Regions from separate parts of the Homo sapiens genome. Here region 2 is linked to region 1. Evidence: chromatin loops called from intact Hi-C (ENCODE). Cell type or tissue: PC-3. All regions are shown on one strand. Links, peaks and the distances in the headings refer to the core of each region. The heading gives the core; the rest is flanking DNA. Region 1 overlaps AFG2A (AAA ATPase AFG2A). Region 2 has its middle 62 kb from the start of LINC01091.

Region 1 (5,396 bases), core at 204-5,203:
TGGGGTTATTTTTTTAATTTTTTTTTTTTAACTAAGGGACCAGCCAGGGCTACGCAACTAATATAGAGAAAAATTCAGACAAGAAATTAGATCTCAGATGGAGGTGGAAACTGCAAAGTTTGATCATCTTTTAGAGATTGCAGTGTATAAAATAAATTGTTTCACTTATAAATGGAAGCAAAGCAATAAACTTCATGTTATTCTATATACAACTTTAATTACTGTTTCATTTTTTAAAAGATATTTTGTTAAGATGGTATTTTGAATTGGTAACATATGTATATAATTCAGAGATCAAAACTGTATGGAAAGATATACATGCTCATTCCTTGTTCCTTCTACCACTGTACCCCAACCTTTCCACCTTACTTTTATTAGTCTCTTGTTTCTTCTTCCAATTTTTTAACACAAACAAAAAAATATGCAAATATATATGCAAATATAAATATATGTTTATGTGTGTGTATATATAATATATATTATATATAATATATATATTATATTATATATATTATATATATATATATGTTTTCAATACCCATTTCTCCCAGTTATATACAATGCAGGAAACTATGTATACCCTTCAGTACTTTGCTTTTTTGATTTAGCTCTGTTTCTTGCAGATCTTTTTCTCTCAGTAAATGGGCATTTTCCTCATCCTTTTGTAGGATGCATGGATGAAGAACTACCATAGTTATTCAACCAGTGCCTTATTTTATGGATTCTTAGGCTATTGTCAGTCTTTTGCCACTATTAACAGTACTACAAAGAGTAATCTTGTCCAGGTGTCATTTTGTACTTGTGCTGGTTTGTTGTAAAAGTGGGATTGTTGTGTTATGGGTAAATACATTTGTAATTTTGTTAGATATTATCGTATTTCCTTTTATGGTGATTCTACCATTTTTTACTTTCACCAGTAATTTTGAATGTGTCGGGGTTTCCAGGTTGGTATCAGTAGTTAGTAGTTAATTTAAAAGGGTAAGTAAATAATCATTTAATGTTTTATATTTATGTTTAATGATTTTAACATAAAACATAAATATACATTGATTTCATTTGTCTTAGGGCAAATAATTTTTTAAGAATAGTCTGCTCATTGGAGCTCTGTAATACCTCTTTTCTAAACCATATTTTATTAATTTTAGTGTTTGGCATCTATCAAGTAGAGTGATAACTTAAGATACTCTGAGGTACCTTGAGTATCCCCATTCATCTACAGCTGTTCTGCCAAACCAAATTAACAGTTGAGAGTTACTCATCTTTATTGAATCTTTCCTATTTAGGTTTTTTTTTCTAAAAAATAATATATTTATTTGAATCACATAATTTCAATGTCAAGTAATTGTTAAACTAGAATTTTGGAATCAGTATTTTTTACTCATGTTTTGTTTACCGGTAAGTCACCTTGCTTATTACAGTGTCTCAACGTATTAAGTGTTTAGTAAATTTTCATTGAATGGAATAGAAGGAAAAGAGGTAGTATGGAAATAGACTCAACTGATTCTAATTATGCACCCAAAACAAGAAAGCAAAGGTTACGAGAGCAGGAGGAGGGTGCGCATAGCAGAGGGCCTTCTTATCAGCCAGGATATTTAACCTCCCATGGCTGAAGAGTCTAGGAAGTGACATATTTTGCTTTCCAGTCTCCTAACTTTCTCTTCTTAGACATACAAAATTTATATCAAATAGAGACAGTGTGGGTCCATCTTTTTCCCTCATTTTGCTGTCATTTTCAAACTTGTTTATTCTGGAAAATTATAACATGTCTTGCCAAAATTGATTGGCTAGATGTGCTGCAACTTACAGAGCTTTAGACCAGTTATAATGATGAAGGTTCAGTTTAGATAGTAATGTGCTTTGAGGCAATAATTATGGGATATTTCCTTGTAGTGACCAGTAATTTTTATGTCTTCTGTATTAGTCCATTCTCACATTGCTAATAAAGACATACCTGAGGCTGGGTAATTTATAAAGGAAAGAGGTTTAATTGACTTACAGTTTAGCATGGCTGAGCAGGCCTAAGGAAACTTAACAATCATGGCGGAAGGCACCTCTTCACAGGGCTGAAGAGAGAGAATGAGTGCAAGCAGGGGTAATACCATAAACTTATAAAACCATCAGATCTCATGAGAACTCACTGACTATCATGAGAACAGCATGGGGGAAGCTGCCCCCATGATGCAATTACTTCCATGATGTGGGAATTACGGAGATTACAATTCAAGATGAGATTTGGGTGTGGACACAACCAAACCATATCATCTTCCAAACAGAATTTATCATCAACACTGACGAGCCATTTCAGTTTTATCTTAATTATTGCAAGGACTGGTCAAGAGAACGTGTTTGGAAATTGGAAATTAATCATCTATGTTGAGGAAATAATTTATAACATTTGAGTTTCTCCGGTGAATCATTAACATAGTTTCCATATTTAAATTTCTGCCATTATATTTTTTCACATTGTCTGTCTTCTTTCCAAATAACTTCTCAGAGAAACTCTTAGAAAAAGCAGTAATAATTAAGGGCTAAAAAAAAGAGCTTCAGTGCACTTGTGACATCATTTTATCCGTTATAATTAACCATTAAAAATTAGTTAATATTAGTTACCTAACTAAAGTTAGTTAATATAATATCATTATGTGTGCTGCATCATCTATGTGCCCTTCTGGCAAGACTGAGTTTTGGTGAGTGAGGGTTGTTACTGCAGTCACATTCTAGACACAGTCATGTGCTGCGTAACCATGTTTTGGTCAACATCAGACTGCATGTACAAATGTGTCCCATAAGATTATAATGGAGCTGAAAAATTCCTATGGCTTAGTAACACTGTAGCCATCATAATGTCATAACCATTATGATGTGGTAGCATAGTGCATTACTCTTGTGGCAATGCTGGTGTAAACAAACCTGCTGTGCTATTAGTCATATAAAAGTATAGCACATTCCATTTGTATAGTACATCATACTTGATAATAAACAACTGTGTTACAGGCTTATGTATTACCTATACTATACATTTTTATCATTGTAGTGTGTACTCTGCTTATAAAAAAAAATTAACTGTAAAACAGCCTCAGGCAGGTCCTACAGGGGATATTCCATAAAGAAGGCCTTGTAAACGTACGAGATGACAGCTTCATGCATATTATTGCCCTTGAATACCTTTCAGGGAAATAAGATGTAGAGGTGGAAGACAGTGATATTGATGATCCTGACCTACGGGCCTAGGCTAATATATGTGTTTGTGTCTTCGTTTTTAGCAAAAAAGTTTAAAAAGTAAAATAATAAATAAAATTTAAAAATAGGAAAAAGCCTATAGGATAAGGATATAAAGAAGAAAATATTTTTGTGCAGCTGTATAACATGTTGTTTTAACCTAAGTGTTATTATAAGAGTCAAAAAGTAAAAAAAAAAAATAATAAATAAAAAATTTATAAAGTAAGTTACAGATTAATTCCTGAAGAAAGAAAAGTTTTAAAATAAGTTTAGCATAGTCTTATTGTACCGTGTTTATTATAAAATCTATAGTAGTGTACAGTAATGTCCTGGGCCTTCACATTCACTCTTTGCTCACCCAGAGCAAAGAGTTTACTCACTGACTCACCCAGAGCAACTTCCAGTCCTGCAAGTACCATTGCTGGTAAGTGCCCTATACAGGCATACCGTTTTTTAATCTCTTATACATTATTTTTACTGTGCCTGCTCTTTGTTTAGATATGTTTAGACACAAATACCATTGTGTTACAGTTGCCTACAGTGTTGAATACAGTAACATGCTGTACAGGTTTGTAGCCTAAAAGCAACAGGCTATATCATATGGCCTGGGTAGACTATACCATCTAGGTTTGTGTAAGTACACTCTGTGATGTTTGCACAATGACAAAATCACTTAAGGATGCACTTCTCAGAACATATCCCCATTGTTAAGTGACACATGACTGTATTTTGTTCTGTAACTTTCTTGGCCAAATGTACTATTTTGAGTCAAATTCCATAGACCTTTTTGTTTCCTCTTGAAGTATAATGAACCTTTTCCTTTTAACTTATAAAAAGATGAGTGTATTCAAGATTGATTGTTCAGAAACTTTGTCTGGGCAGATTTGACTTTTTATTTTAAATTAGCTTTGTCACAAGGATATTATCACCTTATGTCTTGAAACCCTGACCCAGCCCTCATTGCACTCTCCCAATTTCCCTGCTGGATTTTGTTTGATTATTTGTTGTTTTGCTGCCTCACCGATTTACACATATCACCCTGTAGTTTCAATATGTAAATTCAAAACTTACCTGTTTTGCTATCTAGGATAATATTTAGATAATCAGTTATGTTGATGAGAAAGAGATAGATTTGTTCTGAGATACTTAAATTTATTTTAACTGTTCTCTCCCCAGATATACAGATACTCCTCAACTTACAATGGAGTTCCTTCCTGTTAAAGGTATCTTAAGTTGAAAATATCATAAGTCAAAAATGGATTTAAAACACCTAACCTACCAAACATCACAATTTAGCGTAGCTTACCTTATATGTGCTCAACACTTACATTAGCCTTCAGTTGGGCAAAATAGCCTAACATAAAACCTGTTTTATAATAAACTATTGAATATATTATGTAATTAATTGAATACTGTACTGAAAGTGAAAAACAGAATGGTTGTATGGGTACTCAAAGTAAGGTTTCTTCTGAACATGTATCACTTTCACACTATCATAAAGCTGAAAACTCCAAAGTCAAATCATTGTAAGTCAGGGACTGTTCATTACTTTTGTTTTCTAATGCAGTGGTAATTAATGAAGGAAAATACCAGAAATTGACAGTGTATTGATAAACTGTTCTTTCTATTCATAGGGCTATCTTTTTGCCTTTATACTAATCTCCTTTAATAAATGGAATAGAAAACTACTTTTTTTTTTGGCCATGTCATCTGTTTTTTTGTTTTTTTTTTTTGACAGCATATTAGGTTGTGGATAGTATTTGGAAATCCACATCTGCTCTTTATCCACATGTGTTTATCCTACTTGCAGTGTAGATAAAAATGTGCTTTGTATTTTAGATTAAAAATTGTGTTTTCCATTATTTTATCAATTTTCCTTTCTGAAAATTGACCTTTTAACTTTGTATTTTTGCAGGGAAAGCTTTTGTCAGAGGAACTTTTATTATTGTTTTTCAAAAGGCAGTTGCCTCAAGAAAATCTATTTTACTTTAGTATGAAAGTGGAAAACTGACATTTAATTGCACAAGCTGTTTAAAAATCATAAAATATAACTACTGCTATAAAAATGTGTTCATATAAGAGACTAGAGGATAATATTCAGAGCATAAAACAATGGTTGGAGATCCACAGGCAACCAACACTGGTAGTCAAATAGTGATTAAATTCTTGATAAGTCT
Region 2 (5,396 bases), core at 298-5,297, 470 kb after region 1:
TGTACTCCAGCTTGGGAAATAAGAGCAAAACTCTGTCTCAAAAACAAAAAACAACAACAACAAAACCCAATGATTTGAAAGACTAATATCTGATTTTCCCATTAAAATGTATGTAACACATTTTCTATTATGGTTTTCTTTAAAAAAAGTTTTTAAATGATAATTTTTTAAAGCAATCTGAGAAATGTGCATACCCTCTAAAACAAATCTCCCTGTGTGCTACACTTAAATAATTTCCCAGTAGTAGGTTTAGATTTGCTATTACCATTTTTTATTACCTTATTCTAAGCATCTTGCATACTCATTTGTAGATGTGAAGGTATAAATCTGCATCATTTGTGCATTCAAATCTCATAAACCCTTTTCAAAAGAACTGTTTTTTTTCTACTTTTTTTTATTTAAAAATATTTATTAAGCAGATTGGGAGAAATATTTGTAATTCACATATCTGGTGGAGAATGCATGTCCAGACTATACAAAAAAACTTTTAAAACTCCAAGAAAACAAACAACCCCCCCAAAATGAATAAAATATTTGAGTAGACATTTTGCTAAAGAAGTATGGACGGCAAATAGACACACTAAAATGTGCTCAACATCATTAATTTCTAGGGAGATGAAAATTAAAATTACATCTATTAAAATGGCTAAAATACAAAGAAACTGATTATGTTACGTGTTGGTGAGGATGTAGAGAAACTAGAATTCATAGATAGCTGCTGGGAATGTGAAAGGAAATATAGCCTCTGGCAAACAGTTAAGCAGGTTCTTATGAAGTTAAACCTGTACTTACTATGACCCAGTAATCCTATTCTAGTTATTTATCCAAATTAAATAAAAATGTGTATTCACATAAAAAGCTGAATGTGATTATTTATAGCTACTTTATTCACTATCTCCTCAAGCTGGAAACAACTCAAATGTCTCTCAACTGGGAATGGGTATAATTACTGTGGCAGATTTATAAATGGAATACTTCTTAGCAATAAAAAGGAATGAACTACTGCTACAGTAATAACAGTAATAATTTGGATGGATCTCAAATGCATTATATTAAGTGACAGGAGCCATACTCTAAAGACTGCAGACTGAATGCTTTCATATATATATAACATGCAGGACCATAGGAACAGAAAACAGGGATGCCAGGGACTGGGGCTGAGGGGAAGGGGTTAGCTGCAATAGGATGGGATATGTTTTGGGGTAATGGAACTTGTCTATATCTTGATTGTGGTGGTGGTGGTTACATGACTGCATGTATTTATCAAATTTCACGGAACTGTACATGAAAAAGGGAGAATTTGACATATGTAAATCATACTTTAGTACAAAAGACATTACTAATTAAGTTTATTTTAGGCCTGAACTAACTGGTAAGCCCTGAGAATACAGAGATCAATAAGAAGGTCAATCTAGCTGAAGAAGTAAATGTGAAGGGACATAGGCAAATATAATACAAGTCAGCCCATGGTATTTTATAATAGAGATGTAATACAGTACTAGGGTAGCCTAAAGAAGGTTGCAGTAAGTGGAGCACAGTGGCTTGCACCTGTAATCCCAGCACTTTGGGAGGCCAAGGCAGGCAGATTGCTTGAGCCCAGGAGTTCAAGACCAGCCAGGACAACATGGTAAAACTCCATCTTTACTAAAACTACAAAAATTAGCTGGGCATGGTGGCACACACCTGTAATCCCAGCTACCCAGGAGGCCAAGGTGGAAGGATCACTTGAGCCCAGGAGGTCAAGGCTGCAGTGAGCTATGATCGTGCCACTGCATTCCAGCCTGGGTGACAAAGCAAGAGCCTGTCTCAAAAACAAAAAATATTGCTTTAAACTCTAATATTGTCTGTATGTGTGTGCTCATGTTCTGGGGGCAGGTGGGTGGGGGGCAGGTGTGTAACAGAGCCTCACAAGGAAGTGACATTCAATGAATGGAAAATAATTCCTCTGTAAGTTAGGTTGAGTGAGGAACAGAGAACAGGCACATCCAAATCACAGTCACTAATGTGAATAGAGTAAATGAGTTCTCAAAAAAAGAAAAAGAAAAAAGAAAGAAAAAGGCGAGCATGAGTTTTTATTTTTATTTATTTATTTACTTTTTATTATTTTTTTTTGAGACCGAGTCTCACTCTGTTGCCCAGGCTGGAGTGCAATGGCGTGATCTCAGCTCACTGCAACTTCCGTCTCTGGGGTTCAAGCAATTCTCTTGCCTCAGACTCCCAAGTAACTGGGATTACAAGCACATGTTGCCACGTCCAGCTAATTTTTTTGTATTTTAATAGAGATGGGGGTTTCACAGTGTTGCTCAGGCTGATCTCAAACTCCTGAGCTCAGGCAATCCACCCGCCTGGGCCTCTCAAAGTGCTAGGATTACAGGCGTGAGTCACCGTGCCCAGCCTGTGAGTTTTTAATAAACCAGTTAAAATTTGTTTATCCAAAGGAGAAGAAATACAAACAATACTGGACACATGCAAGATGTGTTTTTTCTTAGCGGCAGCTGCTAACCATCCTGGCTTCCTGGCAGGGAGCAGGTTATCATCTATCCTGTGACTACGAGGGCACACCCTGCGTTAGCCCTGAGGCAAAGAGATAATAATAGCATGCTAGACTGGCAGCCTACACTCTGGAAGGGTTTATGAGGAGGAAGTCCGCAATTACATATTTCTGGGCAAACATTAACCAAGATTGAAACCCAGATTTGAAGAAAAATAGCAGGCTGGAATCTTCAGACAGATTCTGTAGCTGTTCTGTGGATTGAAACAGTAGTCAGACACGCTGCTAACTCCAAAAGGTAAGGTAAAAGATTGAGATGGCAGTATATAAAACTTGGTAAGAAAACTTTTCCACACCTGCCCACAGAATGTGTTCTGTAACACACAGAGCATTGTCCACATATGAATGATGAGAAATTATTTACATTCATGACAACAGAACCGAAGCCACAACATAGGGTCTATTGTTCACCTCATAGGGGTGACCGAATCTATTTATCCATGTGGTTTGGGAGCTCACCACTGTGCATTGAAGGGCCTCCTGTTGGCAACATCACCAAGAGCATTTCAGTCACTGTTACTACAATCTGAACAATTTGGGTTCCACGCTGTGGTTTTGTAATTTCTATTTTTAAAACTTGAACCATGGTGTGTCCAGTCTTGGTTGGGCATACTTAAAATGAAACTGTTAAGCTAAAATTAGCTTGACATCAAGACGTTGCATGTTCATTTTCCTTATATTTATAGCTGACCACAGTCATTATACAGAAGCCATCTAGTCTTTACTGTGCACTCTAGGGAACAGGAGGGGCAGTGGGAGTAACCAAAAAAAGAACTACAAGTTTTTCCAAAGGCGGTTGGTCGTAACTACTGCCTGAGCAGAGCGGTGCCTGCGTCTTAGTGAGGTCAGCCCAAGTGGGACTGACCTCACTAAGATGAGGACTTTCCTTTGAACAGCTGTTTACTCTTCAGTTCTTCTGCAGTTAATCAACAGTGATGGGACCTTTTCTAAAAGTTTTGCTTAGGGCCTCAGAATTTAACTTAAATCACCACGAAGGAAGTATATACAACAAAGCTTCCTCTTAGTATTTCTTCACCAAGTAATTATCTACTGACATATCCAACAGGTGAAGATAAATGGACTCATCATGGTGTAAAAAAGAATTTTTGACTAAGAGTCAGAAGATCTTAGTTTTAGTTCAGTTTTTCTTCCGTTGGGTGTGTGGTTTGGGCCTCAATTTCATCCAATAAAATTCAAAGGGTTGAACTAAGATCCTTCCAGTTCAAAATTCTGATATTTCTCAACTTCTCGGAAGGAAGAAAGATAAATTGCATAATTCTAATCATATGTCAAATGAAACAGCAACTACAGAGGAAAGAAGACCCATATAATCAATATTTTAATTTTTTTTAAAATTCCAGAATATCATGTGGAAAATCGTCATGCTCTAGGGATAATATTTCTTGTGAGATACTATACATTATCCTTGACCTTGTCTAGCATTTTACTTTGAAATGATAAACAATATATTTTTGGCTGTTTCATGTTATTTCAGTTTCACTATCATTCATTTGACTGGGATATGTTAGTTAAGGCAGAGGTGCAAACCTTTTTGATAATAAGCTGTGCTATATATCATATTTCTTCTTTGAGTTTACTGGCTCAACTTTCCAAGTAACAGCCTTCAGGTATGTCACTGAGGGATGCTTTATGGGTTATGTCAAATACCCCAACTAAAATGACAACGAGAGATTGCTTACAATCCCTGCTGTTGACTTCTGAATGCATTGTTAGAGTCTTTACCACATCTTTCTCTGATTATTCATTTTTTTGTGTTTACTAAAGAAGAAGAATCAATGGTAGTAGATGCCCCAGTTATCTTGTGAATAATTGCAGACACGGAGAAATGGCAAATAAGAAAGAAATCAGGGCCTCAGTCACAGGGGAGGGTTGATAATGAGATTGGTGGATTTATAAGACGACAGCAGATTCTGAAGAATATTTGTTACACGTGAAAACTTTGTGACAATTACCACTTAATGACTCCTTAGGGATCTTCTAAATGAGGAGCTGTCAAACTTTTCCTGTAATGGAACAGATAGTAAATATGTTATGTTTTGTGAGTCATGTGGTTTTATCCCAACTACCCAACTCTGCATTTTTTTTTTTGTTTTTTTTTTTTGTTTTTTTTTTTTTGTTTTTTGAGACGGAGTCTCACACTGTCGCCCAGGCTGAAGTGCAGTGGCGTGATCTCGGCTCACTGCAACCTCTGTCTCCTGCGCTCAATTGATTCTCCTGCCTCAGCCTCCCAAGTAGCTGGGATTACAGGCGCCTGCCACCACACCCAGCTAATTCTTAGTATTTTTAGTAGAGATGGGGTTTCACTATGTTGGCCAGGCAGGTCTCAAACTCCTGACCTCATGATTCGCCCACCTCAGCCTCCCAAAGTGTTGGGATTACAGGTGTGAGCCACTGCGCCTGGCCTCAACTCTGCTTTTATAGCATGAAAGCACTCATAAGCGACATGCAAATGAATGGATATGCTGTGTTCAATGAAACTTTATTTACTAGAACAGGCAGTGGGTCAGATTTGGCCTGTTGGGCCTTAGTTTGTTGAACCCTGGTCTATTTTGATCATCCACATCATCTTCATCATTATTATTATTATTATTATTTTTTGAGATGGAGTCTTGCTCTGTCACCCAGGCTGGAGTGCAGTGGTGTGATCTCAGCTCACTGCAACCTCTGCCTCCTGGGTTTAAGCAATTCTCTTGCCTCAGCCTCCCAAGTAGCTGGGACTACAGGTGCATGCCACCATGCCCAGGTAAGTTTTGTACTTTTAGTAGAGACGGGGTTTTACCATATTGGCCAGGCTGGTCTCGAACTCCTGACCTCATGATCTGCC

The links. A loop is a pair of places that touch in the nucleus more often than their neighbours do. Peaks named below come from ENCODE experiments on the same cell type or tissue, not always from the same donor. Only the 100,000 strongest peaks of a DNase experiment are listed, where the experiment ranks them.
Region 2: a loop joins it to region 1, with 5 times the contacts of the local background. A loop is called at or near these places in 2 of 110 quality-filtered maps.

What each region holds. Positions count from the first base shown.
Region 1 is chr4:123,117,842-123,123,237 of GRCh38, forward strand. All of the region lies in intron 14 of AFG2A (AAA ATPase AFG2A), which reads left to right. Among named protein-coding and RNA genes, the nearest start is that of AFG2A, 200 kb to the left of the region's middle. In PC-3, for the core only: no CTCF peak of the experiment used is centred there; DNase peaks (open chromatin) are centred at 2,830, 3,610 and 3,890; H3K4me3 peaks cover 437 bases; H3K27ac peaks cover 2,876 bases.
Region 2 is chr4:123,585,747-123,591,142 of GRCh38, forward strand. No RefSeq gene overlaps it. Among named protein-coding and RNA genes, the nearest start is that of LINC01091, 62 kb to the right of the region's middle. RefSeq lists an enhancer at 3,086-3,135. In PC-3, for the core only: no CTCF peak of the experiment used is centred there; DNase peaks (open chromatin) are centred at 2,555 and 2,955; H3K4me3 peaks cover 1,126 bases; H3K27ac peaks cover 2,592 bases.